Linked DNA regions of Mus musculus: all the other regions are linked to region 3. A link is a loop called in an ENCODE intact Hi-C map of the cell type or tissue named here. Cell type or tissue: left cerebral cortex. All regions are shown on one strand.

Region 1 (8,000 bases), 120 kb after region 3:
ATGGACAGATTGGTGCATCAAACACAGACAATACAGAGAGGGTAGTGAACTTGATGTAACCAGAACTAAGAGTGTCTCGTGTAGGGGCCTGAGAGAAAGCAGGACATCTCCCAATTTCCCTCTGTTCCTGAGAGAGAAATCCATTTTCCTTCTCTCTTGATCTCTCTCTCTCTCATGTCATTTCCCTTGTTTTGTTTTTTTCTTTTACTCTTTTTTTTAATTTAATTTTATTTTATTATTTTTTAAATATTTTTATTAGATATTTTCTTTATTTACATTTCAAATGCTATCCCGAAACTTTCCTATACCCTCCCCCCTTAATTTTATTTTATTTTATTATTTTAAGCCCTACTCCCGCTGCCTGATGTAGTTTTTGACTGAGGACAAATACCTGCTTAGAATTTTTCCAGTCCCATTTTCCACTGTCAACCCCTAGGTGATATCAGCGCCAGGCCAACACTCAGTCTAGCCTTCAATCCTTACGATCAACAGCCTTCAAAAGATGACATTTGTAGTGTTAACAGTAATGCTGCATGTTGCTTACTGTGCACGGATACATCTTCTATTTTCTGTAGAGCCCCACCAAGACAGTGTAACCCCTGTCCTTCTTTCTGCTTTCAGGCCACTCGTCAGGTGCCACCTGTGGCCACAGGTTACTGGGTTCCTGAAAGTAAAGATGGGGTTTTGGATGGGAAAAGCATTGAGAGAAATAAGGATCCAAGACAAAGTTTTCTGATCAAGGCCAATGTTTACTTATGAGTCTGAGCTGCTAAAGGAAGGGAACCCATCCCCCACCACGCCAGGATCTCCTTGTGTTGTTAGGATCACTGCTTTGTCAGGATAGTGTCAGGAGAACAAGCTCAGCCTCTCAGCAGGTAGTGGCGTCTTGGAGGAAAGCTGCAGATGTGGCAGGGCAATAGACTTTACCTAGGTTGGAAGACTCTACCCTAGGTGGGCTAGCAAGTGTGACAACCCAGGTCTGAGCAGCCTGCTCAAGGCTGGGGGAAGGGCACATTTTCTATGCCTCCCTTATTCCTGAATAATGACCAGAGACCTTTATATTTATATATATGCTTCTTGCACTGTAGCTGGGCAGATATTCATCTATTCTAACCCGACTATGCTGGCTACTTCCCGGCCATCTGCCCCTTCCCAGTCTGGCCCTGGCTGTTCTCCTCTGTGTCCTCTTGGCAACTCTCATGGTGACTCTCTCCATCTGGTACCCCCTCACTGGGACTGGAAGTTCTGCTTAACTCTCTGGCCCAGCTATAGGCTGATCAGCTATTTATTAACCAATCAAAGATGATAAAGAACAATTTTCACACAACATAAAGATGGGAGATGCTTCAGTAATAATGACCATGCGGAAGTCCAGACTGCAACCAGATCTCTGGGGTAAGGAAATCAGCATCTAAATACACAGTACACAAAGCCATTCCCCAACACCATGTGTGCCTAGTGTCCTTGAAGTCCAAAATAGGGTATCATAGCCTCTGGAATTGAAATTATGGAAGGTGGAAGATGGCAGCTTAAAATATAAAAGCTTATACTAAGGTGCAGGAAGTGCTGTCCGGTGGTTGGTTCAGATCCAAGTTATGGGTAACTATACAAAACTGACTTCAATTGTGATTTGTTTCAAAGGGCACAGAACATAACAATATGTAATCAATCTTGCATTAAAAAATTTCCTAGTCACAGCAGAAACATATGAGAAGGTTTCCTTATAATTGCAGGCTAGCCAGGTAACAGTTACCCAGGCCTTAACATTTTCTGTAGGCCTTAATATTTTACCTAGGTCCTAATACCACCACTGCCTGACAAGCATGAGGGTTTTGTTGTTGTTAAGAGTTATTTATTGGGGCTGGAGAGATTACTCAGTAGTTAGGAGCACTGGTAGCTTGCTCTTCCAGAGGTCCTGAGTTCAATTCCCAGCAACCACATGGTGGCTCACAACCATCTGCAATGGGATCTGATGCCCTCAACAGTGTACTCATAAATGCAATAAATAACTTGAAAAAAAAAAGGAGTTATTTATTACCGGGCAGTGGTGGCACACACTTTTAATCCCAGCACTTGGGAGGCAGAGGCAGGTGGATTTTTGAGCTTGAGGCCAGCCTGGTCTACAAAGTGAGTTCCAGGACAGCCATGGCTACACAGAGAAACCCTGTCTTGAAAACAAAACAAAACAAAAACTCTTTCCTCCCAAAGAGTTATATATTTTATATATGTGATTACACTGTTGGGGTCTTCAGAAACACCAGAAAAGGGCATCGGATCCCATTACAGGTGGTTATGAGCCACAGTGTGGTTTCTGGGAATTGAACTTAGGAACTCTCCTGCTCTTAACCACTGAGCCATCTCTCTAGGCCAAGAAATAAGTTTTTTACTAAGAGGTAAAAAATGATAGCAGTACATGTACAGATCCAGCAGAAATGTCAGGAAAAGTTATTCCTTTACAGATGCACATAACAAAATTAAAATAATTATGTCACAGCAATTGTAAAACCAATTTCAAACCACTGTTCCCTGACCACATCACTGTGACTGCACGCGCACACACACACACACACACACACACACACACACACACACACACACACACTAAAATAAATAAACACAGATATAAATTTTATTTACCTTAGGAGATCTTTAGTGAAGCATTACAAAGATGTGTTAGCTACATCTAATATCTTTATAAAGAGCTGTGTGGCATGCTAGTAAGATTCAAAACCTCTAGACTTGGTGGTGTGCCTGTAATACCAGTACTTGGGACATGGAGACCTGGGAGTCAGGAATTCAGATACATGAGACCTGTCTCAAAAACCAAAGCAACACTGAGAATGAAAGGAAGAAACTAAGAACATACTATCAAACAACATAGGGGAGAGAGGACAAGAACACTCTATTAGCCAAGCAGGGTACAGAACATCTTTAACCCCAGCACTCCAATTGCAAGGGGCCTTTGGATCCTGTGAGTTCAAGGGCAGCCTGGTCTACACAGAGAATTCTAGGACATCCAGGAGTACACAGACCTTGTCTCAAAAGAAAAACAAATAATCTACCAAACAACACAGGGAAATCATCTGGGATGGAAAAACCCAACATCATTTATTTGTAGCTCAGCCTGTGATGACAGACACTCACCATCAGGTCTGGTTGATGTAATAATGGGGATCCAACTCCATTTCTGTGCATTCTAGGCAAGAATTCTAACACTACACTACGTCCTCAGCCCTTAAAACTATATTTGAGTGTTTGTTTTTTCACCTAGAGGACTGGAGATACAGCTCAAGATTTAAGCGCACTTGCTACTCTTGCAGAGGATCAGTCTTCAGTTCTCAGCACCCACATGGAAGTCATGTCTGTAACTCTGGTTCCAGGGCATCTGTTGCCCTTTACATGCCTCTACTGGCACTGCATGCACATGGTACCTTACATACATGCTGGTAAAACACTCACATGACATACAAATATATAAATTTAAATTGAAGTTGAAGGGGCACACATGCCACGGCATAGGTATGTAAGTCAGAGGACAGCATGTCTTGTTTTTCTTTCTTTCTTTCCTTCTTTCTCTTTTTTTGGGTAGGGGGTTGTTTTGGTTTTGAGGGGTTTTTTGTTTGTTTGTTTTTTGGGATTTTTTTGTTTTTGTTTTTGTTTTGAGACAGGGCTTCTCTGTGTAGCCCTAGCTGTTCTGGAACTCACTCTGTAGACCAGGCTGGCTCTCAAACTCAGAGATCTGCCAGCCCTCTGTCTCCTGAGGGCTGAGATTAAAGATGTGTGACACCACCATCTTGGAATTTGTTCTCTTTGTAGACTCAAACTCACCAAGGTTAAAACTCTAGAGTCCTCTGCCTCCCAAATGCTGGGATCGAAAGTGTGCAATCACAGCAGCTGTGGCATATGGAGTTTGTTCGTTTTAAATTGAGTTGCAGCAATCTTCTGATCTTGACCCCTAAGCTCTGGGATAACACATGTGGGCCACCAAGCTTATTGAGGTTTCTTGGTTTCAAACGAATTTAGAAATTACCCAACCAGCACTTGGGAGACAGAGGCAGGCAGATCTGTGAGTCGGAGGCCAGCCTGGTCTAATAAAAAAACAACAAATTACCAGATGACTTGCCATAGGCTTAGAATAGGCATTCAGTGACTGTTAGTCATTTGGGTGAATTCATCTAAGAAGAAATCGTTTCTATATACTTAATATATAGCACACAAAAGATATTCAGTAACTCTTTGGAAAAAAAAGTTTTATCTTTAGGATGGTTTTAAAACCTAAACAGATTAATTTTGAAGTAAGCAATAGCTCCGGGCCATTTTGTATGTGTTAGAGGCAAGTCTGTGGTATATAGGACCCAATGTCCTTTAAAAAACAAACAAGCTTACATACTTCCTAATTCAGTTGTGTTAATTATTCAGGACAGGGATGGAAAGTAAGGAAGTCACTCTGGAGAACAAAGACGTTAAATTGCGCATCTTAGGAGATAGGACTTTGAAGACAGTCTAGAAAAACCTGAAATTCAAACAACTTTGCTGGTTTGGGAAGGTCTTGAGTTTTTCCCAAGATTGCTTCTGAGCATGAACGGAAGTCGTTCTCTGAGCAGGCTCCGGTGATTTAATGATAGGTGGACAGAGTAGCCCGCCTCCATTCTGTTCTTCCGGACGCTCACACCCGTAGGTCAATTTTATTTCCTTACAATAAATAAATAAAAATCGAATGCATTCAGGGTCCGCTTTAAAGCCATCCAACGCCTCCTCTTCCCACAGTAAAGATGGCGACGCCGTGAGTAAGTGACAAGCAACTGCACTTCCGCAGTTTTCCTGCTCCCTGGTCCAAGATGGCGGACGAGGCCACTCGGCGGGTCGTGTCTGAGATCCCGGTGCTGAAGACCAACGCCGGACCCCGAGATCGGGAATTGTGGGTGCAGCGACTAAAGGAGGAATATCAGTCCCTGATCCGGGTCAGTTTTACTCCTGTGCTTGACCGCGTAGCAGAGGGGTGGCGAGTAACCAGGTGTCCCCGGGAATTGGCTCCGGGTGGAAGCCGCTTCCGGTTTTAAAGTTTAAATTCTAAATTCATATAAATGCGATTGTTTGGGGGGCTGGGGGCGTTACGGGTGGCCGGAGGGAGGATGCAGAAGAGATTCCGGCTAGGAGCACAGTAGGGCTAGACTTTGAAGGAAAAAACAGCAGTATTCCGGGAAGGTGACGTGTCCCTCTCGCACCAGGTGCTTGCTCTGCTGGCTGTGGTAGGGGGTCAAAGTACTTCTTAGCGCCTGAAGAAGTGTCTGTGCATCACTGCTCTTTCATTCTTCATGATGAAATGGATGGAATTAATGTCAGGACTGAAAACCTAAAGTGTTTAGAGGTAGAGAGAGAGATGTTTTTAGTTATAAATTAGCCATCCTTTCAGCTAATTCCTGTTATGGGAAGAGAAAGATTGCCCTCCTTTTGGTGCTTTCTATCTGCTTCAAAACCCAGTAGATCGCTTGCAGTATATGTGGCCTCACTGAGAAACTGGCGAGTGCTTGCGTAGCATGCAAGATGTCCTTGGGTTCCATCTCTGGCACCTCATAAATTGATGAGGCTCATATGTTCTCTGTACCCAGGATGTGGAGCCAGGATTGGAAGCTCGGGTCGTTTTTTAGACTGCATAATGAATTCAAAGCCAGTCTGGACTATAGGAGACCCTGCCTCAAACCACAACAATAAAACATATTATTGTGTTACTAGTATCTATTGAGAGTATATAAAACCGAATAAGAATGGCCCTACTGAGGTTGACAGAAACAGTATTAAACTGTGTTTAAGTGGAGAGACAGAGACATAACTAGGGTATTTTGAGAACATGGGGAGGAAGGAGTAAGGTGTAGCGAGGATTCTGGAATTTTGGTTTCTTTAAAACAGAAGCATAAGAATATGTTTTTGTTTTAATCCCAGGTGTGGGGATGTGGCACAGGTTCAAAGCAGCTGACTATGATTTGCCTTGTTCTCGAGCAGAGGCCTGGTTTTGCCAGCTGCAGATGGTTTCTGGGATTGCATGACAATTGGAATTCTGGGAAATGTTCAGAAAGTATATAAATACTAGAGCTCTGCCAGCATTTGCAGGTTGTTGGTTACTCAGGGCGTTGGCTGTGATTTGTTAGTAGTCTTGTTTAAAGAAACAAGAGGGAACTTAGGTATGCCTCCCCTTCTCACTCCATTTTCTTTCTTGCCTATCTAGTGATAGGGGATGAAGCTGGGGAATAAAGGGTGGAGAAAACAAGAAACCATAAAGTAGCTAAAACACCAGCCATGATAAGGCTTCTTAGAAGTGGTAAAACTTGAATTAAAACTTAAAAGTATAAATACAGGGCCAGAGAGAGATGGCTCAGTTTGTAAAGCACCTTCTGCAAAACCTAAACAAACCTTAGTTTGATCCATGAAACCCACAGTAGAGGACAACTGGCTCTTCAGGTTGTCCTTTAAATACCACAGGCAACACCTTGGCGTACACCACACACACACACACACACACACACACACACACACACACACACACACACACACATTTGCATATGAAACCTAAGGTAGGGGCTGGAGAGATGGCTCAGCGGTTAAGAGCACTGACTGCTCTTCCAAAGGTCCCGAGTTCAATTCCCAGGAACCACATGGTGGCTCCCAGCCATCCGTAAAGAGATCTGACACCCCCGTCTTGTGTGTCTAAAGATAGCTACAGTGTACTTACCTATAATAATAAATCTTAAAAATAAAAATAAAACCTAAGGTAGGAAAAGGATGTTCAAGATGTAAGGACAAGAGTGAAGAAATGGCTCCCTCTGCCCTTGTAGAGGACCTGGTTTGGTTCCCAGCGCTTACATGACTGCTCACAACCATCCATAAACTCCAGGTTCAGGGGTTCGGATTCCCTCTTCTAGTCAGCATGAGCAGAGCAAAGGATGCCAGCTAGGAACAGCATGGTGTAAGCAGAAAGCTTCCGGGATGCTGAGGTAGGAAGAGTGAAGCTAGCTTGGACAGTTTCAAAGCCTTCTTGAGTTGTGTCTTAACATTTTACCGCTGTGAAGAGACACCTTGACCAAGGCAACTCTTAAAAGGACAACATTTAATTGAGGTTGGCTTGCAGGTTCAGTCCATTATCATCAAGTAAGGAGCATGGCAGCATCTAGGCAGGCATGGTGCAGGAGGAGCTGAGAGTTCTAGACCTTCATCTGAAGGCTGCTAGCAGAATACTCACTTCCAGGCAAAGCCCACACCTACAGTGACACACCTACTCCAACAAGGCCACACCTACTCCAACAAGGCCACACCTACTCCAACAAGGCCACACCTTCTAATAGTGCCACTCCCTGGGTCAAGCATATATAAACCATCTCAAGTTGTTACAAAATGAGCTCAAGACCAGCCTGAGCAATTTAGTGAGACTATCAAGAAGGGAACAAAAAGTGAAAAAAAAAAAAAAAAGTAAAATTTGGGCTGGGGCTAAGGCTAGGTGTTGCAGTACATACCTATAAACCTAGTACTGGGGAGACAGAGGCAGGAGAATTTCAGTGAGTTTAGTTCCAGCCCTGGCTGCAGAGAGACCCTGTAACAGACGCAGCAGGAACTGACTCTAGAATCGGCAGGACCCTGTAACAGAGGAACAGCAGAAACTAGAATTTAGAATCTGCAGGGCATCATGAAAGATTAGTAAGGAAAACAAGGGGAAAGGTCAGGAACGAAGGCTGGCGCCTGGCTCAGGTGACTGAGTGAGACTGCCCCTGAAATGGAGAATGTCTGTGGTACTTTGTAGTGAGAATTCTAGAATTAAAAATAAAACAAACAACAACAACAACCCCCCCCCCCAGACATGTTATAAGAATGTGCGTTTACTTTAATCCCAGGTGTGGGGCTATGGGGCGCTTCGGACTGACAGCAGCTGCTCATGATTTGCCTCAAGCTGTAACAGAGGCATGGTTACGCCAGCTGCAGATAATTTCTGGAATTTGGGACATTTGAAATTC
Region 2 (8,000 bases), 69 kb before region 3:
CTTAGGGTCAGTACCTGTAGGGGCTGTCCTTTTGGTCCCACAACCTGAGCTCCCGATCCCTCGAAGTGGATCTGGGCCTTTAGTTTAGTCAACAAGTCTCTTCCTAGCAAAGGATAGGGGCAGTCTGGCACATGGAGGAAAGAGTGAGTGACCTTACCGGTAGCCAGGTGTACCTTGCGATCTGTGGTCCAGCGATACCGCTTTCCTCCAGTAGCCCCTTGGACCCAGGCAGACCTGTCACTTAGGGGTCCAGGATTTTGGGTCAGCACGGAGTGTTGGGCCCCAGTATCCACCAGGAAGGTGACTGGTTGCCCCCCGACAGTGAGGGTTATCCTGGGTTCAGGGGGGGGCTCCTGACCCTGACCTCCCTAGTCATCTAGGGTCAGGAGGGAGGTCTGGGGCCTCGGTCCTCGGGGCCCCCGTGGCTTCTTTGGGCAATCCTTAGCCCAGTGTCCCTTTTCTTTGCAGTAGGCGCATTGGTCCTTATCGAGTTGGGGCCTCCTTCGCTCTCCCCCCTGTCTATCCTGTCTCTGACCAGTAACTACAGTGGCCAATAGCTTGCTCATTTTTCTTTGTCTTCTGCGGTCCCTTTCTTTTTCTCTCTGCTCATCCTCTGCCCTACGGCGCTCTTCTTTTTCCTCTGTTTCTCTCCTGATACGTTCTTCTCTTTCTTCCGGGGTTTCTCGTTTATTAAAGATCCTCTCGGCTTCTCTCACTAAGTCCCCTAAGGTTTTGCTTTTTAAGTCTTCTAACCGCTCTAACTTCCGACCAATGTCTGGAGCGGACTGCCAGATGAACGACATGGATACATTGGTTTCTTGCCCAGGGTCCTCAGGGTCATAAGGAGTGTACCTGCGATAGGCCTCTTTGAGTCTCTCTAAAAAGGCCGAGGGAGACTCATTGGGTCCCTGAGTTATCCCTTTTACCTTGGCCAAATTGGTGGGGCTCCGGCCCGCATTCTGGAGACCCGCTAAGAGCAGCTGGCGATAGAGAACTAGGTGGTTCCTACCTCCAGGGGTGGTATAGTCCCAGTCGGGACGTTCGAGGGGAAAGGCGGCCTCGATCTCGTTGGGCAACTGGGTGGGGCGCCCGTCGTCGCCCCGGACTGCCTTTCTAGCCTCCAGGAGCACCCGCTGCTTCTCCTCTCCTGTCAGCAGAGTCCCCAGCAACTGCTGACAGTCATCCCAGGTAGGCTGATGGGTGATGAGAACAGACTCGATTAAGGCAGTCAATTTACCTGGATCTTCAGAAAAGGAAGGATTATTATTTTTCCAGTTATATAGATCAGAGGAGGAAAACGGCCAGTACTGCAACTGACCATTACCCCCCAAACGGAGTGGGAAAGCCCGAGAGGTGGTGGAATCTGCCGCGGGGGGGTCTCTTTTGCCCCGCAGGCGAGACACCATGGGAGAGGGGGCAGGAATCTCAGAAGTGGAGGTGGCCTCTTCTCTGTCGCCATCTCCGTCAGAGGAGGACGGTCCCTGTTCTCCGTACGGCGGAGGGTCTTCTGTGAGAAGGTCAATGAGAGGTCCGCCGTTATCGGAGAGAACCTGAGGTTTAGAAGGTCTGGGTTTTATAGAGGGGGTAAGAGCAGGGTAAAGGGCAGATCGGGGCGGAGGTTGGGTCGAAGGGCCGGATGGGAGGATGGGAGCGGTTGGAGAGAGAGAGAGTTTGGGAGAGACAAAAGGTTTGACCCACGGAGGGGGGTCATAGGCAATAGCCTCCCAGGTGACAATGTATGGGACCTGATCCGGGTGTCCGTGGGGACCGGGAGAGAACACCTTAGATTTAACCTGTGAAATGATGTCTAAATTAAAAGTACCATCTTGTGGCCACCCCACATCGAAAGTTGGCCACTCGGCAGAGCAGAAGGTGACCCAGCGTCTCTTCTTGACGTCCACGGACTGGTTGGACGCAATGCGCTGGACGTCTCCCCAGTGTTCAAGGGTCAGGCTCAAAGGAGTGGTTACAGTCTGTCCCATATTTTTAGAAACGGTCCAAAACAACAATGAACAGACAAATGACAGAACAACACTGAGACAGACAAGACGCGCGGCGCGGTTTCGGCGAAAAACCGAAAGCAAAAATTCAGATGGAGGCGGCGAGGGCTTGGACCTCTCGTCTCCTAAAAGAACCACGTACCCCTCCGACAAAGGAGGGGCTCCAAATAGCCCGAATCGATCAGGACTCGGACTTACTGATTGGGCCACCCAGCGGGCCCCTGATGCCTCTGAGACGTCTCCCAGGGCTGCGGTCGGGAATACGAACTCATCAGTTCTTCCACGGAACCGCCAGATACAGATCTAGTTAGCTAACTAGTACAGATACAGACGCAGGCGCAAAGATTAGATGCCGGCACACACACACGCACAAAGACAGAGACGGAGACAAAACGATCGCTGGCCAGCTTACCTCCCGACGGTGGGTCGGTGGTCCCTGGGCGGGGGTCTCCGGATCCCGGACGAGCCCCCAAATGAAAGACCCCCGAGCTGGGTAGTCAATTACTCTGAGGAGACCCTCCCAAGGAACAGCGAGACCACGACTCGGATGCAAACGGCAAAAGGCTTTATTGGGAACACGGGTACCCGGGCGACTCAGTCTATCGGATGACTGGCGCGCCGAGTGTGGAGTTTTTACCCTTTTTATAGGGCTTGGGCTGGGGGGCAAAAAGCGCGGTTACAGAAGCGAGAAGCGAGCTGATTGGTTAGTTTAAATAAGGCTTGGGGTTTTTCTCGGTCTTTTGGGGAACTTGAAACTGAGGTGGGACTTTCCAGAAACTGTTGCTAGTTTCGCTTTATCTGAGTACCATCTGTTTTTGGCCCTGAGCCGGGGCCCAGGTGCTCGACCACAGATATCCTGTTTGGCCCCTGTCCTAGTTTTGTTCAGCCTTATTTTTTAACTAAACTTTCTTGTGGCTTTTGAGAACTCAGCTCTGGTACTTTTTCATGCCTTGCAAAATGGCGTTACTGCAGCTAGCTTGCTAAGCCTTATGGTGGGGTCTTTCATCACCACTGCCTGGCCTTCTCCATGAACATCATAGTTGACCTCAACTTCCTAGGGCTTTTTCCTGTCATATTATATAATATATATGTGTGTGTGTGTGTGATTTATTTATGTGTATGGGTGTTTTGCATTCATGCATATATGTGAACCATGGAGGCCAGAGGACATCAGATCCCTTGGAGCTACAGTAACAGGTTACAGATAGTTGTGAGCTGCTATAGAGATGCTGGAAATCGAACCCTGGTCCTTGGGAAGAGCAGCCAGTGCTCATGACCACTGAGCCATGTCTCTAGCCCCCTGGCCAGCTATTAGATCAACTTATTTTCCCCGAGCTTCTTCAGTGTGTCCAGGTGGGGGAATCTATTACTGGGACTCATTACACTGCTGCTGGATGCACCCAGAGAACCTGGAAGAAAGAGTGGACTTAGACCTAAGTTCTCAAGAAGCCTGTATTCTGGTGCTGGAGAGATGGCTCTTCAGTTAAGAGCACTGACTGCTCTTCCAAAGGTCCTGAGTTCAATCCCCAGCAACCACATGGTGGCTCACAACCATCTACAATGGGATCTGATGCCCTCTTCTGGTGTTTCTGAAGAGAGCAACGGTGAACATAAAATAAATAATTCATAAATACATAAAATAAATAATTAGTTATTCTGGGAGATGTGGCTCTCCACTCTTTCCAAAAACTCTTGAGACCTGTGCTGATTACTATACCCACATAACCTCGTATAGAATGGCAGCAGAGAGTTTTCTGGTCTTTGATTATCAAGTTTCAATAACCAGAGAGAAACTTTTTTAAAAAGAAGAGAAAACAAATATATAGTTTATCTCTATTGTCCAAACTAAAACAACTCATCTTTCTGCACCCTTCTACCGAGTGCTGGGGTCCCCAGCAGGCACCACCGTACCTAGCTGTTATTCTCCTTTTATTTAATAATCATATACCCCCCAAATCATAAATATTTTAATGTTTCTACGTGTTCTCCATAATTATTGTTCAATAACTGGATAAGTCTCCATCGGTCTCCACATTCTGGTTTAACAATCTGCGTATTGTGCAGAGCTTGGTTTCCTTCCAGCTCGTTACTTTACGGATCACGCTACAATGAATGCCTTTCACGTGGATCTACATACGTCCCTTGCTTTGTTTAATTGTCTCCTTGGGGCTTGTTCCCACGAGAGACATCACTGCATTTCAGGGTGTGAACAATTTTATGGCCACTGACACAAGCTGTTCTAATGGGTCCCAAATAGGTTGTGACTACTTACTAGCCCGCTCACAGGCAGAGTCCCCCCAGAACTTAACACCTTCAACACCAGCAGAGTCCCCTCCAAAACTTAACACCTTCAAGATAAAGGTACACTATTCCCCGGTTTTTTGTTTGAGTTGGGATGGGTGAAGTTTAGCGATGTAGTTCTGGGGACTTTTCATTGTTGTTTTGTTGAATATTAACACCGGAAAAAGTGGACTCTCAGTTTAAATGCCATTTAATTGTGATTCTTTGCCTTCTTTCTGCATTTACTACGGATAAGTAGGACTCAGGTTCACAGGGTGATTCCGAAAGCTAAACTACCACGGATCCCTAAACTGCTGCAGGCCAGCACAACCTAGCAAGATTTTTGTCTTGTTTTGTTTTGTTTTTTTCAAGTCAGAGTTTCTTTCTTTGTGTAGTCTTGGCTGTCCAGGCTGGTCTCAAAGTCTCAGAGACCCTCCTGCCCCTGCCTTCTGAGTGCTGGGATTAAAGGTGTATAATCTTTATGCATCACCCTGTATAATAATTTTAAAACTACCATATTGTTATAAAGAACAGTAGGAACACACAGACACACATATGCAGATCATTAAAATCCATTAAACACTTTTAAATTTTATATATCTGAATGTTTTGCCTACAAGTATGGACATGGACCTTGTACATGTAGTGCCTGCAGAGGCCAGAAGAGGGCATCAGATCCCCTGGAACTGCAGTAACAACAGATGGAGAATACTCCAAAGAACAGCAAGTGCTCTTAATCACTGAGCGAGCCATCTCTAACTAAGTGGTTTAAATTGCAGACATTTAGGAGCTGGCTAGGTGGCTGAGTGAGTGGGTAAAGCTCAGAAAATTTGACTACCTTAGGTCAAGCCCCAGAGCCTAAGTAAAGGTCGTGGATCCTCTAATACCTTGTAAGAATTCCCCCGAGTGTTTGAACACTTGTGAGTGCATGCACGCAGACACTTTTTTTGTTTGTTTGTTTGTTTTGTTTTGTTTTTTTGTTTTTCGAACCAGGGTTTCTCTGTATAGCCCTGACTGCCCTGGAACTCACGCTGTAGACCAGGCTGGCCTCGAACTCAGAAATCCACCTGCCTCTGCCTCCGGATTAAAGAGATTAAAGGCGTGCGCCACCACGCCCAGCTACTTTTTTTTTTTTTAAAGACAGTTCAAGGCTAACCTCTACAACAGACCAAGTTCAAGGCCTGAGCCAGAGAAAATCTTTCCTCAAAACAAAATAAACCCAACACTCCAGAGGCAGAGATCCCCGTGAGTTCAAAGCCAGGCAGAGCTACATAGTGAACCCTGTATGGGAAGAAGAAAAAAAAAAAGGAGAGAGCACAAGATATTAAGCGGGGAGGGGAGGAGAGGGATCCTCTCTACAGCAGCTTCCTTAAGCACATTCCATAACGTCAACATCAAGTTTAAAAAGGTATGCCTGTGTGCGCATGCGTGTCCACGATCACCGCCCACCTTTGTGGCGTCCGCTCTCTCCTGCCTGCTTCTGGGTTCTGAGGATCAGTCTCGGGTGCTCATGACCCATTGAGCCATCTCAAAGGCCCTAAGTAAGGCTTCGCACAATCCCTTCTCTCTGTTTTCTCTCCTCGTCCACAGATAATTAGCCAACAGCCCTGCCTAGCAGGCAGGGCTGCCTCCACCCTCCCGTGCCCCGCCCCACCCTGCAACGCACAGGGCGCTGCCTTGCCTGAATTGAGTAAACTTCCCTTCCGGTTCAGACCTCTCTCTCCTCTGTACCTCAGAACCGGTCTGTCCGGGTTCTACTCTCAGGTGGTAGAATGAAGATCTCAGAAATGCTGGTGGAACTGGCCGAGACTGGGTGCACCGTGTGACTGGAAGAATAACAGTAACGCCCTTACACACGTACACACACACACAGAAACGCACCTGTACACATGCACACACATATGCACACGGGCAAGCACACACACACTCACGCAGTACCCCAGCACACACCACTTCCAGGGTTTCCCAGCTCAGGCCCAAGACTCCCTCTTTGCTATTTCACCTGAGCTAACAGGTAGAACCAGGACACATGATAAACATACATTAGAATCTAAAAGTAAAACAAAACAAACAAGCAAACAAACAAACAAAAACACGAAACTCTCAAGCGCCCATATGCTATGTCCAAATCAATGGGGTGCTTGGCTGGACCCTAAACTTTTTGCTTTCATTAATTGCCCATTGGGCCACTGTAGAGACAAACTAGAGGAGGCCTCAGAAAGCACTGTGAGAAGTAAGGCCCTCAAATTTGCGTTCAGAAAAATCACATCTGGATGCTTCCTCTGGGACAGAATGCTGCTGCTGCTGCTGCTGCTGCTGCTGCTGCTGCTGCTGCTGCTGCTGCTGCTGCCCCTGCATCTCTCCCAGGTCCCAAAGACACATTCCCCCAAGGAGAGGAGTGGTCAAAAACTGTGGTAGAAAAGAATTTGTGTTTTAGCTCAAGGTCTACATCCTTTGCTCGAGGCTGCTAGGCAGGAAGAGAGGAATGAAGAATTGTTAATACCCATCTGCTTCCGGGGTAGGGACTGGGTCAGATCGTACATCTGTCAGCTTCCTCTCCTGCAAAAGGCCAAGAGCCAGACCGACACTACCCTTTCTGAGGCCGACAGCAAGCAAATGCCTCCCCCACCCTGTCTGTGACCATCAGCGAGACATATGAATACTGATGGGTGACATCTTTGGACACAAATAGCATGGTTAATGCCAGTAACTCCTTTTACAAGTGACTTGGTCGTTCTTCGGTCACACCCTTTGATGGAGAGCTCTTCTAGTACAAAGGAAGCTATAGGCACCCAGAAGAATCCTGTTTCACGAGCTAGCACCACAGCCCCAAACCAGAAAGTATCACACAGCTCCGATTCCACCACTTAGAAGGAGGAAGGCAGGAGGATCAGGAGTTGAAGACCCTCCTAAGCTATATAGCAATTTAAAATCTAGTCTAGCCGGGCGTGGTGGCGCACGCCTTTAATCCCAGCACTTTGGAGGCAGAGGCAGGTGGATTTCTGAGTTCAAGGCCAGCCTGGTCTACAGAGTGAGTTCCAGGACAGCCAGGACTACACAGAGAAACCCTGTCTCGAAAAACCAAAAAACAAAAAACAAAAAACAAAAAACCTAGTCTAAGCTAAATAAGATAATGTTTAGGGAGCAGGAAAGAGAGAGAAGAAGAGAAAGAGGGAGGGAGGAGAGAAAGGGGGGGGGGCTGTTTTACAACCTTAAGAAGAACAACCTTGAAGCTAGAAAAGGATTAGTCTCAGCTTTGTGGTTTTTAATCCCTAACCATTAAACCATCCTGTCTCCCCAGCTCCCACCATTCACACACTTACACAGGAGAATCTCGTGTTATTAAAAACTTCAGTACTATTTACTAGCACTGTGGAACTGCCTGTCTGGGGCTTTCTAAAGGACAGAAACTAGAGTGAGGTATGAGATGGTCAATCCATTTGGCCCACCAGGTGGCCCAGTGTGCCCCCCCCCCAGTTCTATTCACATAGTCCCCCATGTCCTTTATGCTGTGGCTCTCATGTAGGAGGTAACACAAGCCAGAGCTCTCTCCCTGCATCTTCCTTCGGCCTCCAGCAAGAACATCTGGAAGCCGCTTTGGGGTCCCTGCCCTAACTGACCAGTTTTTATCTCCTGATCTCATCAAAGGCCTGAGGATCACTGTGGCAAAAAAGGAAAAACAAACCTAGACCAGGTATAAGTGCTTATAATCCCAGCACT
Region 3 (8,000 bases):
GGTATGTAGGAAGGAGATGGACCATCATCTGAAGAGAGGGAGGGGAGGATGAGCCATAAGTCTTGACTGTCAACATTCACCTTCCTGAATCTGCACTGTTCCCTCTTCGGTTTCAGCTGTTTTCTGCTGCCTATTGGTGGTGAAACAAAAAAACAAGAAACAAATGGAAGATGTGAGACATTCACTGACCTCGTAACATGGTTCCCAAACTCACTGGCATCCACAACAGATGTTAGGCTAGGTTAGACCATGACAGTATTACTGCTGGCTCATGGTGGCACATTCCTTTAAACCTGGCACTCAGGAGACAGGCAGGTGGATCTCTGTGAGTTTGAAGCCAGCCTGGTCTACAGAGTGAGCTCCAGGGCAGCCAGGACTACGATATACCCAGGACTATGTAAATATTATTTTGTCTCAAAAAAATAAAACAAAATAAATTTAAAAAGTAATAACTAAGTATCTACCATGTACATAGACACCAAGCTATAAGCACTTTTTTTGTTTGTTGGTTGGTTGGTTTTATTTTGTTTTTCAAGAAAGTGTTAGGGCTGGCGAGATGGCTCAGTGGTTAAGAGCGCTGACTGCTCTTCCAAAGGTCCCGAGTTCAAATGCCATCAAACATATGGTGGCTCACAACTATCTGTAACGAAATCTGATGCCCTCTTCTGAAGTGTCTGAAGACAGCTACAGTGTACTTACATATAATAAACAAGCAAACAAACAAAACAAAAAAAGGACCATTTCTACATCTTAAAAAAAAAAGAAGAAGAAAGAAAGAGTTTTTTTCTGGGTAGCTCTGGCAGTCCTGGAACTTGTTGTGTGGAGCAGGCTAACCTTGGATTCAGAGATAAGACTGCCTCTGCCTCCTGAGTGCTGAGATTAAAGGCATCCACCCCACCCCCCACCCCAGCACACCATCTTGATGCTAATAACAGTGACTAGCACCACAGTTTTATAGATAGAGAAACTAAATCACAGAGCTGGTAAGTGTTGGAGCTGGGTACCTGAACCCAGATCTCCCGAATCCAATGTTCTTAGTCATTCTGCATTAATTCTGCATTCTCCAGGCCATCCCTCCTCTGCCCAGACATCCCTCTTCACTTACCCCTTCATCTCTCTGTGAGGGGGCTCATCCGAGGCGCCGGTCTTTTTTCGGAGGACTTTGTATCTCCCAACTCAAAGGCCTGAATGCTAAGTCCTGGTGGAAACCACAGAGTTTGCAGTGAGGCCAGGCAACTGAACAGCTTTCCAGGTTCTAGAACCTAGGTTCCAAGAAGACACAGCCAGGAAGATAAACCAAGCATCCGCAAAGGACAGTCAACTCCCCCAATTCTGATGGCAAGGGCTAGTCTGCAGTGACTGAAGAAGCAACTCTTCACGGGACATGGAGGCTCACTCCTGGGAGCCTAACACTCAGGGGAAGGAGACAGGAACGGTGCGAGTTTGAGGAGAAAAAGGACCAAGTGTGCTTGCTCATGCCCGTAATACCAATACTTAGGAGTTCAAGGCCATCCTGGGGTGCAAAGCTAGTGTCACGCTAGGCTGGGCTACAAGAACTTGTCTCAAAATAAAATAAAACAAAACTGGGAGATTGGCTCAAACAGCACTCGCAATGGAAGTCTCACTCGGAATGAAGGTAACACCCGAGTCCTAAAACCTATAGAAGAGAGGAATGCAGCATTGAGAGCATGTGTAATCACAGGGCGCCTGATGGAGAGCTGGAGATGAGAGAATCTCTACAAGCGGGGCGCCAGCCACTGTCTCCAGCAACGTGGAAAGACAACAACTGACCCCCTACGGCTCTCCTCTGACCAAAAGAAAAGCTAGGAGGGCTCAGCAGGCAGGGCGTGGTGGCAATGCCTGATTCAAGCACTTGGGAGCCAGGCACGTGGATCTCTGAGTTCAAGGCCAGCCATGGCTACAGAGTTCCAGGATGACCAGGGCAACCTAGAGAATCCATATCTCAAAAAACAAAACAAAAAAAACAACCTCCTCCCCTCAAAGAGGCAAAAACTAACTTGTGAAAGCTGTTTATCACAGCGTCCAGCCCACCACACACATGCATGTGCACACACACACACCAAAACTTTTCTCTCTTCCTTCCTTCCCCCCCAACCCCGCTTCTCTCTTTCTGAGACAGGGTTTCTCTTGTAGCCCTGGCCGTCCTGGAACTCACTCTGTAGGCCAGGCTGGCCTCTGAACTCTCAGAGATCCTGCCTGCTTCTGCCTATCTAGTGCTAGGATTAAAGGCATGGGTCGCCACCACCCAGCTGCTCCTCCATTTTCATTCCAACTCCTGGGGGGAGGAGTAGACTGTGAAACAATGTCTGGGGTGCATGGCTGAGGCTATTGTGGATTGTTACTAAAGCTATTATACTCTATGTCAGCAGCTTCACAGGAAAAGCTAGAGCAAAGTTTAGACCACCACTATCAAAACCAGTAACTAATAACCCCCCCACCCACACACTCCCTCACACACTCCCTGATTCTTCTTCCAGCTTCTCCAACACAAACTGTACGAAAAGAAATCTGAAGCTGGGAGGTGGTGATGCCAGCCTTTGATCCCAGCACTAAGAAGGCAGAGGCAGGCAGATCTCTGAGTTCAATGCCAGCTTGGTCTACAGAGTGAGTTCCAGGACAGCCAAGGTTATGTATAGAGAGGTCCTGTTTCAAAATCAAATAAGAATAACAAAAAACAAATTCCAGTCCTCAAATCTAAGAAGAGGAAAACTGAAACCTTTTTTGCTATTGGGAAACCATCACTAAGCATAAAACCCAGGTTTGGCTCTTGGATACTACTCCGCTGTCGGGGCTCTTGTTTTGAGAGAGTCCAGATTTACAGCATCTGTTACAAACACCAGTGCCCAAGTGCATCATGTTCAAGGCTTCTTTATTTTATCCAGCAAGGCTTCCTGTAGAGCAACATAGTTGCTAAAATGTTGCCATGACAACTCCAAATCAACTAAGCCTCAGGAGGAGGGGGGGAAAGAAAACCTCCAGGCTCAGGGTTCTGCAGGAGAAAAGACAAAGGGGGAGGAATCCATCTACAATGTTCCTGCCTTAGGACTTTTGACAACCAGCCAGAGAACGGGAAAAAACAAAGAACTGTACAGACAGATGCCACCAGAAAGAAACAGCTGCATAGGACAAAGCAATAAAATAATCTCAACAAGAAAGGACAAGATTTTTTTTAAACACTCTACCCGCAAGATCTTCCAAACCTTTCTAATCAAAGAAAAACCTTAGTTTAGCGGATAATGCGCCTCGGAAAGACCGTGTGCAAAGAAGAACGTTAACAACAATAACAAAAGGGAACTGAAAGTGAAACTGTCCGTAGAAAGTAAGGCTGCAAAGGGAGGCAGCGTCCGGATGTACGGACCACCTAGGGGGTCTCCATCCTCAAACAGGAGGAAGAGCTCCTCCTGAAGCTCCTGGCACGGCCTGCAGGAGGAGGCTATGAAAGAGACTGCAAGGCGCACGAGACAACCGTATAGCCAACAGCTGTCAGCGCAACTTCTGAGGCTACCCAGAAACGGCGGTAGGCTCCTTACTCAAACCTTGGTTGTATATCCGGAAGCATCCTGAGCATTAATAATACGTGATACGGAAATCAGCCTAGGATTTTGTGGTTTTGCATGCTCAAAAGGAGAGCCCAGCAAACGTCCTCACCAAGCACAGACGCAAAGGCAGAAATTTAAAAAACAAAACACCCCCCACCACCACCCACACACAAAAACCAGATCAAGTTCCCAAAGACTTCAAGCGCCCGGACCTTGCCCGAGAACGACGCGTCTCCCTGCAGGCCCACCGACTAGTAGTAGGCGCTTGGGGACCTGAGTACCCGGCAGGCGCGAGCCCCGCAGCCCGCGCGGTGACCCCGCCGGTCCCAGCCCAGCTCGCCTGCGCCCCAGCTGCTCCGCGGAGGAGAGACGGGGAAAGGACGCCGGGGACCTTCCCGGGCCTGCGGCTCGAAGCTGGATACCCACCGCAGGCGGCTGGGACGTGTGCACACCGGGGCGGGGAGCGAGCTCGGCCCACAAAGCAGGAGAGAAAGAGCCGGGCACGGCCCCCTCCCCCAAAACAAAGGCTCCGTGCCCAGGCGTGGCCTGGCCTGGGAAACGCCAGCCAAAGCAAAGGTGCCCCGCCATGCCGATCCACCGGCGTCCGGACTCCGGCCGGCTCCGACGCACTCACCGGGCCAGGCCGCTTCAGTCGCCGATTTCCCCCGGCAGCCTTCTCCGTCTTTGGATCTAGGTCTCTCCATAGACAGCTGCTCATGCGCAGTCCCAGCCTGCGGCCATGTTGGTGAGGGGCGGAAGTGTGCCCTCGACCCGCCCAGCCGACGGACGGCCCCCCGAGCTGCCACACTTCCGCTCGCTTCAAATCTGATGCCCGCTAGAGCGGATGTGGGTACGTGAGTGGTCGCAGGCTCTGAAGGGAAACAGACGGTATCCTTGGGGACCTCGCTAGAGGCCTTTGTTTTCAGTAAGAACCAGGAAAAAAAAAACCCGACTAAATTGTACTTCCATCCTTGTGGTAGGCGGAGCCCTTTTACTTCCAGTAAAAGGAAGTAGAGGGTGGAACGGCAATCTTAGGCGCCATCTTTCATAAGGGCAATGTGGGACGCCATCTTGGATCAGGGCATCACTTTGAGGGGGTTCCAAGTGGACTTTGGGACATTTCTGAGTGTACGTGGATCTGGGTATATACCTTTGTATTAACGTCAGCAATACTCCAAAGACCTCATAGCTTTTCCTCAGGCTCTTAAATACGTGTGGGGACGAGTTTGATTACCATTTTCTTCATTCTGGGTGTACCCAGAGTGATTTTGGAATAGTGAAGTATAATAGCAATAGCTAGAATTCAGATTCTGAAGCCATTCAGACTCTGAACTGACACTTTTTTTTTTTTTTTTTTTTTTTTGCGATAGGGTATTTCTATGTAGTCCTACATAAACTATGCTGGACTCGAATACACATAGATCTCTCCACTCCCAAGTGCTAGGATTAAAGACAGCCACCACACCTAGAAACTAACACTTCTTAACTCTGAGGTTTTTGATGGGCATTTTTACTTAACTACAGCTCAATTTCTTTGTAAAACGGAAATACCAATACCAACTTCACATCAAGTGGATTAAATAAATTCAAGAGCAAAGTTTTTATGCACACAAATCTGGCCCAATTCCTGGCATTAGATGAACATTATGTAAATACAGGTTTCTCTTCCTCATTTCTTGACCACCATGAACCCAGTTCTACTTTCTAGCTACAGTTTCCCATGACAACTGAGGAAGAATATCTAAATAAGAAAAAACAAGATATATACATTTTGGCAACTTTGGAATGTGATACCATTCACCCAAAACTTTAATAAGACAAAGTACATACACTGTTTAAATGTTAAAAAAAAAATTCAGCTTTTATTATCAAATACCCACCATTGCTAAATGGTGGCCTGTAGCCCCAGCCTGTGCAGAGACAGTGCTAGAGCCAAATTGAGTGACATTCCCTCTACTTTTCTTTTCCTTTTTCTTTTCTTTCTTTATTTATTTTATGTATATGAATGAGTACACCATTGCTCTCTTCAGACTCACCCGTAGAAGGCATCAAATTCCGTTACAGATGGTTGTGAGCCATCATGTGATTGCTAGGAATTGAACTCAGGACCTCTGGAAGAACAGTAGGTGCTCTTAACCTCTGAGCTATCTCTTCAGCCCAACATTCCCTTTTCCTAAAATGGGAGGACCTCTTCTGCAAAATAATTGAAGGTAGAGGATGCCACCCATTTCCTTCAGCAAACACTGAGGACTTTAAAGAGCTTCTTGGATGTTTCTCCTACTCTGAAACTAAAGAGGGTCAGAAGACAGCCAAAAATCTAGGAACAAATCAGGGGTGAGCTATTCTATATCTGGTCCTATATCTCCCACATCTACAGTAGGCTTCTGTGAAGAGATATTCACAGCTCAGAATAGGGCAAAAGTTTGGCTGAAATTCCCCCACTGTATTTAAATTTAAGAAAAAAAAAAGCTTTTACCTACCCTATGTTTTTGTTAACTCCCTGGAAACAAGATTGTTCTATGTTTCTTAAGACTCTGCTAAGACATAAGTGGCTTTGTGTCTAACACAAACATAAGTAAATCCACCAAGTCTGTACCTCTCATGGTCAAAACAAGAAGCTGGAGGACCCAAGCCTATGGAATTAGACATCTCAGCTGCCGAGGCAGCAAAGACAGCTAGGCAAGTGCTCCAGAGATTGGTGATGATTTCTTGGTTCCTCTTGTCCTGTCCTAATCATACCCCTTCATCTTTCCCATGATTAGTCTGTGTTTCAAAAGCATATGTCTGGCGCTGAGGGGCCACAAGAGGGACAACAGGGTGAAGCTCTCTAGGGGGCAGACTAAGCCGACTCCTGGGCTCAGACCCCTCTGTGCCTTCAGGTGGGCGTTCCAAACAGCTAAGGGGCCGGGAAGAATGGGCAAGGATCATGCTACAAGGAGGGGTTCTGGAGCTGAGACTATAATCCCCACCTCCAGTACAGGTCTGGGTCCGCAGAACTCCCTGAGACTCGGTCCTCTGGCGTTCCCGGGCCAGGGCCACAGCAGCATCAAAAGAAAGACTGCCCCCATTCCTCCAGGAAGCTCGAGAACCCCAAGCTTTTTCTCCAGGAGTCCCATCAAGCCTACCAGGCCTTGGACATGGGCTTGCAGGTGCTACATGGATCTTGCTACACATTGCACTGGGCATCTTGGCAAACTGTGGTTTGGGGGGCACTACAGGGACAGAGCGGACCTGTCGGACCTGAACTAGGGTGGAAGCCAGACGCATGCCCACACCACCAGCTGACCCACAGGGACAAGAATACAGGTCACATGTCTCAGGATTAAGCTGTCCCTCAGCCTCCATGCCCTCTGGTTCAGATGGCTGTAGCGGGGCTTGTTTCATCTCAGAGGTCTGTTCATTGATTTCTTCTGTACTGTCAACCCTCAGTAACTCGACACCTGGCCCTTCAGAGAGGGCCCCCTCTTCTAAGTGGTCACCAACACCTCTCATGACTTCAGTTTCTACGTCTATACTTTTTTGTTCCTTGCTGAAAACCCCTTCCTTCCTATCATCACCCTCTTCTGGACTTCCACTGTCTTCACTGTGTCCTTGGTCTTCTCTTGACTTAAGGTCACTCTTCCTCCTCAGCTCTTTGGTCTCACTCTCTCTGCCTTTCTCAGCCTCATGCTTGTGGACAACTTCCCAGCTCTCCTCAAGAACCAGGTCTTCCTGGAACACATGCTCTGGATCCATATCAGAGTCTACTGGGGTGTCATCTCCTTTCTCAGCTCCTTCTTCTCTCCCAATCTCTCTCTCCTCATCTTTACCCGGTTCTCCTATTATTTTTTCCACATCCTTGGTCTCCTTTATACTTTCAACCTCTCGACCTTCGGAATTTTCTTCCTTGGCCTCTAGCTCTTCCCTACTCCCTTCTTTAAAACTATCCATCACCTTTTGGCTTCTCTCAGCCTCCCCTCCTTCCGCATCAGCCTTTCCAGCCTCCATCTCAGTCTCTGGAGTTGCCTCTGCTTCTTCCCGGTTATCTGATGTGCTCCGGGGCTTAGCCTCCTTTTCCTGCCTGGTTTCTGAGCAGGCCTGTTCTTCTTCATCCTGTGTTGGAGGTTGTTTCCCACACCCTGCTGCCTCTTCCTCCAGACTCCCTACACCTTCCCAGTTGATGGGTTTAGGCCCCAGAAGGGGACTCAGATCATCATAGGCACTCAAGAAGACTTCTTCCCCATAGTCCTCTTCTACGTCAGGTGTGGAAACCGCAGAATCAAGGGAGCAGCAGTTAGGAGCCAGGACATACTGAGTATCATCCAGAGACAGGTCATCCAGGGGTGGCTCCACAGAGAACTCTTCTACCTGTAGGCGTAACATTGTGGCTAAGGACCAGGTAGCCCTATCCACTCTCTGGGCTACACACTACTTATATACCCAGCGAATCTCCTCCTTACC
Region 4 (8,000 bases), 300 kb after region 3:
CTGGAAGCTATTCAGTGACTTCAGTTAAGTGTCTGGTCTTACTCTTTTGAGACATCCGTACCCACCCTCAGGTTTGTAATGTGTTTCCTGCATTTTCCTAAGCTGCTCTCTATCTTTCAGTATTTGTCCTTAAATCTGTATTAAACAAGGTGGCATCTACACCTACAATGAAAACCGGTACTCAGGAGGTTAAGTGCCAGTACTTGCCGTCTCTCCGGCTCCTGAAGAACACTTCTGACAAACTTTACACAAGAAGGTTAAGAGAAAGAGAGACTAGGGAAAGAAAAAGGCATACTTAAGTGTGCGTAAGGGCTCCTCGAGGGAGAGCCATAAATGAGTATTTTCACACGAGACATATATACCTAAAGTTGTATCTCAAAAGCTTGCTTAGAAGCACAGGTTTATTGAGTGATTCTAGAGAAATCAATAGGGTTGCTCAGAGGGCATCTGGAGAAAGTCCTGGGAACACTGCCTCTTCACAAATGGAAGGGTTGTAACGCCTTAAGTAAGTGTTGCTAATTGTGCTTTGTAGTCTGATACTTTGTAGTTTCAAGAATAAAAAGGAAAGGGAGCCACATTATGGTTAGACTACTTCCTGTTCATTAGCGGTGTGGAGCTCTTTGGGGCAAGTTTAATCTTTGCCCACAGGATATCTAATTTCTTCTTGTTTCTTCTTTGCAGACAACTACTTAGCAAATACTTAATCTTTCCCGCAACACACCTTGACCAACAGCAACCAACCAACAACCCACCCCATCACTCGGGACCCTAGCATTTATAGACCCTCTGGAAAGTCCTCAAATTCCAAATGTCACACAATTGCAGAAACTATCTGCAGTTGGCAAAAAACGTGCCTCTGCTAGAGCACTAAGCAAATCAGAGTCAGCTGCTGTGGACAGAATGAAGCAGCCCCATATCCCATACGTGGGATTAAACAAAAATATATTCTTATAATATTTCTGTGGTTTTTAAATAAACCAAAATTTCAAAATTGTCACTACACTGCATTATCCTTATTATTATTATTATTATTATTATTATTATTATTAAAGATAGGTTTCTCTATGTAGTCCTGTAGACCAGGCCTTGAACTCAGGCTTGATCCACCTGTCTCAGCCTTCTGAGTGATTGCAGTGGTACACCCCGAGACACACACACACACACACACACACACACACACACACACACACACACACCCCAATCCCCTCCCACAGCTCTGGCTATCTTGGAACTCATTTTATAGACCAAGTTGGCCTCTGCCTCTCAAGTGCTGGGATTAAAGATGTCCACTGGCTCTGTAGAACAGATTTTAAGTCAGTGGTTCTCAGCCTTCCTAATACTGCAATCCTTTAATACAGTCCCTCATGCTGTGATGACCCCTAACCATCAAATTATTTTCATTGCTACTTCATAACTGTGATTTTGCTGTTATGAATAATAATATAAATGAATATCAGATATTCAGAATATCTGATATGAGACTCCTGTGAAAGGGTCATTGGATCTCCAAAGGGGTCTTGACTTACAGGTTGAAAACCACTCTAAGAAAGAATTTGTGACATTGATGTAAATGTTTGGACCTAGGTCCATCACTTAATAGAATGGGATCACAAGCAGGTCTATTCTTTTCTTGATGCATAACATTTTGATGATGGTGGTTATCTCCTAAGGTGATTACAAGGATCTGTAGCCTGCTACAAAATAATGGGAAACGAGCAATTATGATTTCAGAGTTCCCATTAGTGAATTGAAGATTCTGAAAGTTACTTAATGAAAGATAACCTTCCCAAGTTAACTGCTGAACTGTTGAGCTAGGGCGGGATTGAGGAGGGGGAGGGTTAGGCTGGAGCGACGGGAACTCTTGGAAGGAAAGGGAAAGTACCCATTTCCCTTGCGGGGTCTTTGGAGCCTCTTGGCCACAGCCCCTGCTGCAGAGAGGACCTACCCTTTCTCTGCTCCGCTCTCCTCCCGCAAGTGCGTGGCCCGGGAGAGTCACATCCGGTCCCACTGTCCAGAAATGAGCTCAACCCACAACCCCCCTTTCCGTGACTCACGCCTGAGTACCGGGAAAGCGCTACTGGGACCGTGAGACCGGGCATGAAGGCGGGGCGACCAGGAGACGAGGAGGGACAGGCTGCGTCCGGGAGAAGGAACCGGAAGCTGAGGATGGGCCGAGTGGCCTGCAAGTCCCCAGATCCGCACTTTGGTCTCATGCTGTCAAGAAACGCTTCGCAAGCCAGGCCAGCCCCAAACTTGTCTGAGAAACCACTACTACGTACCACGTCCCTCTGTTTTCGATTGGCTCCCTTCATAACCAGTGGTTGTAACCACTAATTTGCTTTCCTTCTGTTAGATGGGTTTATCTGCATAAACCGGCCTCAGTAAATCTCCCATCTCAAGGTCTGTGTTCCATGTTATGTGTATTATTTGTACATTGTACAAAACGAGGATTATTTAGGCCAAAGGTCCAGTATCAGGTGCTGCGGTGTTGTTAGTTCTCTGGAAGGGACCTCGTGGGGATAGAGGAGACATGCAGGGATATCCAGCGATCGGGAAACCAGAAGGAATTCAGGGGCCAAACTTTTTTTATTATTATTATTTTATTTATTTATTTTGTTTTTTCGAGACAGGGTTTCTCTGTGCTCAGTCTGTAGACCAGCCTGGCCTCGAATCCATCTGCCTCTGCCTCCCGAGTGCTAGGATTTAAGGTGTGTGCCACCACTGCCTGACATTTTTTTTTTTAAATAGCAACTTTATCTCAAGAAATACATTCATGATGTAGCTTACTCTGCCCTACTTTTATTTTTTATTTTTAATTTAATGTGTATGGTTGTTTTGCCTGCACGTATATGTCTTTGCACCAAACTGAGTGCCTGGTGCTAGGGAGGCCAGAAGAGGGGGTAGGATAGCTTCCCTGTGGGTGCTGACACCCTCTGGAAGGTAGCCAGTGCTCTTAAACACTAGCCCCATCAGGGCTACTTTTTAATGCTTCTAATATCTAAATACTGAGCCACACGGAGGACCAATCTTCTAGCCCACAAACGTTTGTGTGTGGGGGACACACTTTAAACCATATCCAACACAAAGTCCAATAAGAGGCAACCTAATCATGGCTGAATACGTGAATACACTGGGGGGGGGGGAGGAGGTCAAGGTCAGGGTCTGGTTAGACGTTAGTGTATGATTTATGGTGACAGTCAGATTGCAGCTCAGTCTTCATCCATCCTCAATGGAACATCGGATGATGGCCAGACTCACAGTAACAGCACAGTGCTGACTCCCTCCTGACTCCTAGTATGTGGCTTTCACTCTGTGTTCTGGAGTGTCCTGCCTCGAATTTAAGAATAGGCCATCACAGACTTGGCATTAAATAAATATTACAACAACAACAACAAGAGATTATCTATTATCTTGAGTTCAAGGCCAGTCTGGACGACAGTGTGAGAACCTGTGTTCTATATCATCCTTCACTTTTGGATGAGTGAGTTTATTAAGTATATATCGAGCAAAAGTGAGAATTATCCAGGAAGAGTAGCATATGCCTTTAAATCCCAGCACTAGGGAGGCAGAAACAAGAAGATCTCTGGGGATTTTTTTTTTAAGATTTAATTATTTCTTTTATGTATATGAGTACACTGTAGCTGTCTTCAGACACACCAGAAGAGGACATTGGTTTCCATTATAGATGGTTGTGAGCCACCATGTGGTTGCTGGGAATTGAACTCAGGATCTATAGATGAACAGTCAGTGCTTTTAACCACTGAGCCATCATCTCTCCAGCCCCATAGTGAGTCTTAAAAAAAAAAAAAAAAAAAAGGTACTATATTAGGAGTACTGGATGCCCCTCTAGAGGACTAGGTTCCCAGCACCCACATGGCAGCTCCAATGTCTTTAACTCCAGTTTCAGGAGACTCGATGTTCTCTTCTGGTCTCTGCGCACGCTAGATTGCACGTGATGCACATGCATATATGCAGGCAAAACAACCATATGCATTAAAAATAAGTTAAATAAAGGGACTAAGGAAGCGTTGTTGAGGCAGCCAAAGTTCCCAGTCCAAAGTTGGAAGCACGCTGTCCTCCTGGTGAGGTTTCCAAATGAAAGAGCAAGTGGCGTGCGCAGATACGGGCTAGGGAATGCTTGCAGAAGCAGCTACCCTGGAGCTTCCAGCGGGGAGCGCTGGCTTTCTTAGTGAATGCTAGGAGTCTGAACTTAAGTTTTCATGCTTATGAAGCAAGCATAATAATAGAGATGGGAGCTTTGTAAAACAAGATAATCACGGGGTAGCAGGCGGCGGGATAGCTCTCAGTATAGGTTATAAACTCTGGAGAGGAGGAATATGAGGCAATCCCTGCTGAAAAGATCGGAGCCCTTCTCGGGACAGAAGTATGAACTGACGACTCCACAGTGCCTTCTGGAAGAAGCTGAAGGAAGACATAAATACTTGCGGGTCTCTTTGGGAGGACCAGCTCACTGTCGACAGTCTCCCTTCGTTCGTGTAACTTTAGCTGTGCTGATCCAGCCCTCGAAATGGTCCAGGAGACGTGTAATTTGGTCAGATCCGTTTGTAGGTTCTGACTGTAAACTCTTTAGATCTTTTTATAGGATTGAAAAAACAGGTTGAAAAACAAAGTTGCTGTTTCCGCCCGGTTTCGAACCGGGGACCTTTCGCGTGTGAGGCGAACGTGATAACCACTACACTACGGAAACTGGCTGGCAAGCTGACCTATATGAGCTGCACTTGAAGTGAATTGTTTCTTTTCTGGCTCTTAAATTCTATTTAGTCAACCAACAAGCAGGTTCCTCTCTGAAGCTGTTAAATGATTCTCACGCATGGGACTTAGACGGTGCCCCCAAAGAAAACTGCCAGAAAAGTTAAGACTCCGCCGGGGACCCAGAAGCTCGGGGAAGAGCGCCAGCCAGGCTTCCGTAACCAATAGGCGCAGCTTTCCAGATCCTGCGGCGCTCCAGGAGTGCTTGGCTGATGAGTATAGGGCGCCACCTGGCGGCCAGCATGTGCTGTGCCGCGCGACGGGAGAAAAATGGAGCGAGCCAAGGCGGCCTGAAACAATGAAAAAGCACCCTGAACCTAAATGTAAAAGGCATTTCCCAGGCTTCCTCGTTACGTTTTTGTTTGTTTGTTTTTAATGAGTCAAAATGTTTATTTGTTCGTTTCTTGCATCTGAGGTACTCTTCGCTGACATCCCTGGCCGTATTATTTAACCACTGCATGCGACCGCTTTATCGGGTTTCCCACTGAGTCGGTTCTGCAGAGGCCTGCCCGTTGCCCTAGTTTCTCCTCGTCAGCCTTAGGTTGATTTGGGGGCTTAGCACGAAGGTCTTCCTCCAACTCGACATACACAGGCTCTGCACACTTGGGTGCATGCTCCAAGGACGGACTTGGTGCTTGTCTACGGTTTTGGCAGCTTCACGAATTTCAGTGCTAGGCCATGGTGGACGAGAGTGCTCTTCAGACCCTTCTGTAAGGCAGTATTAATGTCTACTGTATCTCCAGGAGCAATGCCTTTCCAGGCCATGGCAACCAAAGAGAATGAGTCCCTTCCACCCCTTAAAAAACAAAAATAAAAATAAAATAGCCATAATACGTAATGGGAGACGTTTGGGCTTTTTGTTTGCGCAGCGTAACTTTTGAGACCAGCAGGTATTTGTGCTGCCCTACATATTATAAAAGTGAAAGTCAGTGGATGAGTAAATTTCATTCTGCTAAGATAGAGGACAAAGGAAATGAGAACTGGAGCTAAGAGTCATGGATGAAGGATGAGGAAGAAAGGCGAGAACCCTGGGGAAGAGCTGACTGTGCGAGGCTGTGTAAAATGTGAAAAGACCTCAGCTATTTCCAAGGGGTGCCCTAGACCAACACCAAAGAATGTATCACATTAAGCCACTTTTAGTAGGATTAGGGGACATACTTTCTCAGGGAATCTGGTCCAAGCACATGCTGATCCCACTCTTTTGGAAACATTTACACTTTAGAAATCAATACAGAGCCCGATGACGGTAGCACATAGCTCTAATCCCAGCACTCAGGAGGCAGGCACAGGCAGATCTTGGAGTTCGCAGTCAGCCTGGTCTACAGAGCAGGTTCTAGGACAGCCAGGGCTACACGGAGAAACAAACAGAAAAAAAAATCACTTAGAAAGATTGGATTGACATATATAGCTTTAATAGGATAGAGGTCCTCTTCAAATGTCCTGTGACTGTCCTCTGAGTCCTACTTATACAACCTCCAGGCAGCACTGTCCTCTCACAGGTCGTTCCTCAGCAAATCATCCGGTGAATCTGCATCACGTGACACAACCAGACATTTCCACTCCCGTCCTCCCGCCCGTCCTCCTGCCCTTCCTTCCATGGACTTGGTCCCTAAGAGTAGGTGTATTTATTTACTCCCTATTCGTTGGGCTTCAGAGAGCAGGCGCATTACAGAGATTTTGATCACACAGGTGGTTTCACCAGCTCCAGCGCTGTCTTCACAGCTGACTCTTCTCAGGTGTCCCAATTAGGAGGTTCAGTCAGTATACTTTAGTTATTAACATACTTTAAGAATGGAGTCCTTCTCAGTTAATTTGGCCAAAGAGAAAAAAGAGAGGCAGAGAAGAGACAGAGGGAAGAGGACACACTTCTATCCAGTAATATACTTTGTTTGTAGGATGAACTACAACGAGTTAAGCAAAAACAAAGCTCTGAAAAGCGTCAAGGTCCAAGACCAGATGGCAGCTCTTCAGTGAGCTAGACCCACAGCCAGCAAGTGACTTCAGGATGTTTGAGAAGTAGAGCAAAGGACGGAGGTGTGTCTGGCAGTTATAATATTGAGTAGAAAGAACTAAGAGCAAAATGCCCTAACCAAGAATGAAAGGCCACCATGGTGACAGTGATGAACCCTAGACACCAGGCCACCAGGAAGGCATAATGAATGTTTTGGCTGATTGGTTGGTTTGGGTTTTCAAGATAGAGTTTCTCTGTGTAGCACTGGCTGCCCGGGATCTCTCTTTGTAGACCAGGCTGGCGTTGAACTCACAGACATTCACTTGCTTCTGCCTCCTGTGGCCTGGGACCAAAGGTGTGCACCACCACACCCAGCTTATAATGAATGTTTCTACTTGAGCGCTCTGAGAAAACGTTTCAGGATCGGTTTGAATATTTGTGTTAGTGCGTCTGAGAGGAGGTCTCGTGTAGTCTAGGCTGGCCTTCAACTTGATAGGTAGCCAAAGCTAGCTTAGAACTCATGATCCTACTGCCTCTGCATCCCAAATGGGAGGTAGCATTTGTATGCCAAGAGCCATCTAAGAGAGGCTTAAAAACCAGCAGGTGATCTCCCTGGTCTGATTCCACCTTGGATTAAAATCTATGTCGGATTTGCTCTTGCATGAGAATTTTATTGTAGGAAAGATTCCTGCTGTTAATATGCTTTTCCTGTTATTATATATAAACATATATAACAACCACTAGGTGTTAGCCCACCCCTTTCAGCAGATCTCTGCAGACCAACGAAGATGCACTGTCTTGTAGTGATGCTATATAGACAAATGGGTGACTTCTCAATTCTTAATGATGATCCTATAAGAATTCCTAAAACTATAGAATTAATTATTAAGATCTCTTATAATAGGACTGCTATTAAAGCATTTTTTATGTAAAACTGCATTGAGAACTCTGAGAACCGTCTTCAAGTGTCATGAGTTAATTGTTTCTAAAATAGCAAGAAAGCATCTACTACTCAGAGTACATTACAGGAGGTTGTAAAACCATTCACCAAAGGTCATTAAAAGGGAACTAATGATTTACTACGGGTGCAAGGGCAGAAGATAAAATATTGACAGGGTTTATCTACACAAAACTTCACTAATAACATAGTCACAAAAGTTATGGTTTATAACTCTCCACGAACCTGCAGAGCTGGGGACAGGTGATGAATGTTTAGGCAGATAATTACTCCTAATGGATATGTACATATTCTCTGTTGTAGACCTCTTACTCGATTTGT

The links. A loop is a pair of places that touch in the nucleus more often than their neighbours do. Peaks named below come from ENCODE experiments on the same cell type or tissue, not always from the same donor. Only the 100,000 strongest peaks of a DNase experiment are listed, where the experiment ranks them.
Region 1: it touches region 3 in a loop (3-fold over the local background); 3 of 42 quality-filtered maps call a loop at or near these places.
Region 2: it touches region 3 in a loop (2.8-fold over the local background); 11 of 42 quality-filtered maps call a loop at or near these places.
Region 4: a loop joins it to region 3, with 4 times the contacts of the local background. A loop is called at or near these places in 2 of 42 quality-filtered maps.

The regions. Positions count from the first base shown.
Region 1 is chr1:171,291,595-171,299,594 of GRCm38, reverse strand. It overlaps Ufc1 (ubiquitin-fold modifier conjugating enzyme 1), which reads left to right and starts at 4,593. Exons shown (of 7, transcript NM_025388.3): 1 at 4,593-4,674; 2 at 4,768-4,961. The coding sequence starts at 4,839. In left cerebral cortex, a CTCF peak has its summit at 4,783; DNase peaks (open chromatin) are centred at 4,774, 5,006, 5,473 and 5,995; H3K4me3 peaks cover 2,003 bases; H3K27ac peaks cover 1,805 bases.
Region 2 is chr1:171,476,151-171,484,150 of GRCm38, reverse strand. No RefSeq gene overlaps it. Among named protein-coding and RNA genes, the nearest start is that of Alyref2, 23 kb to the left of the region's middle. In left cerebral cortex, CTCF peaks have their summits at 3,608 (motif pointing left) and 4,933 (motif pointing right); DNase peaks (open chromatin) are centred at 4,956 and 5,756; H3K4me3 peaks cover 288 bases.
Region 3 is chr1:171,407,635-171,415,634 of GRCm38, reverse strand. Arhgap30 (Rho GTPase activating protein 30) reads right to left here. Exons shown (of 12, transcript NM_001005508.2): 11 at 8,000; 12 at 5,395-7,907. The coding sequence ends at 6,294. Usf1 (upstream transcription factor 1) reads right to left here and starts at 4,322. Exons shown (of 10, transcript NM_001305676.1): 1 at 4,195-4,322; 2 at 1,106-1,198; 3 at 81-130. The coding sequence starts at 1,113. In left cerebral cortex, a CTCF peak has its summit at 3,465; DNase peaks (open chromatin) are centred at 3,511, 3,859, 4,330, 4,574 and 1 more place; H3K4me3 peaks cover 2,359 bases; H3K27ac peaks cover 2,065 bases.
Region 4 is chr1:171,108,151-171,116,150 of GRCm38, reverse strand. n-TVcac6 (a tRNA gene) reads right to left here and starts at 4,708; the gene lies at 4,636-4,708. It also overlaps a transcript of Cfap126 not described here. In left cerebral cortex, a CTCF peak has its summit at 4,999 (motif pointing left); DNase peaks (open chromatin) are centred at 2,114, 4,173, 4,712 and 4,978; H3K4me3 peaks cover 2,716 bases; H3K27ac peaks cover 2,257 bases.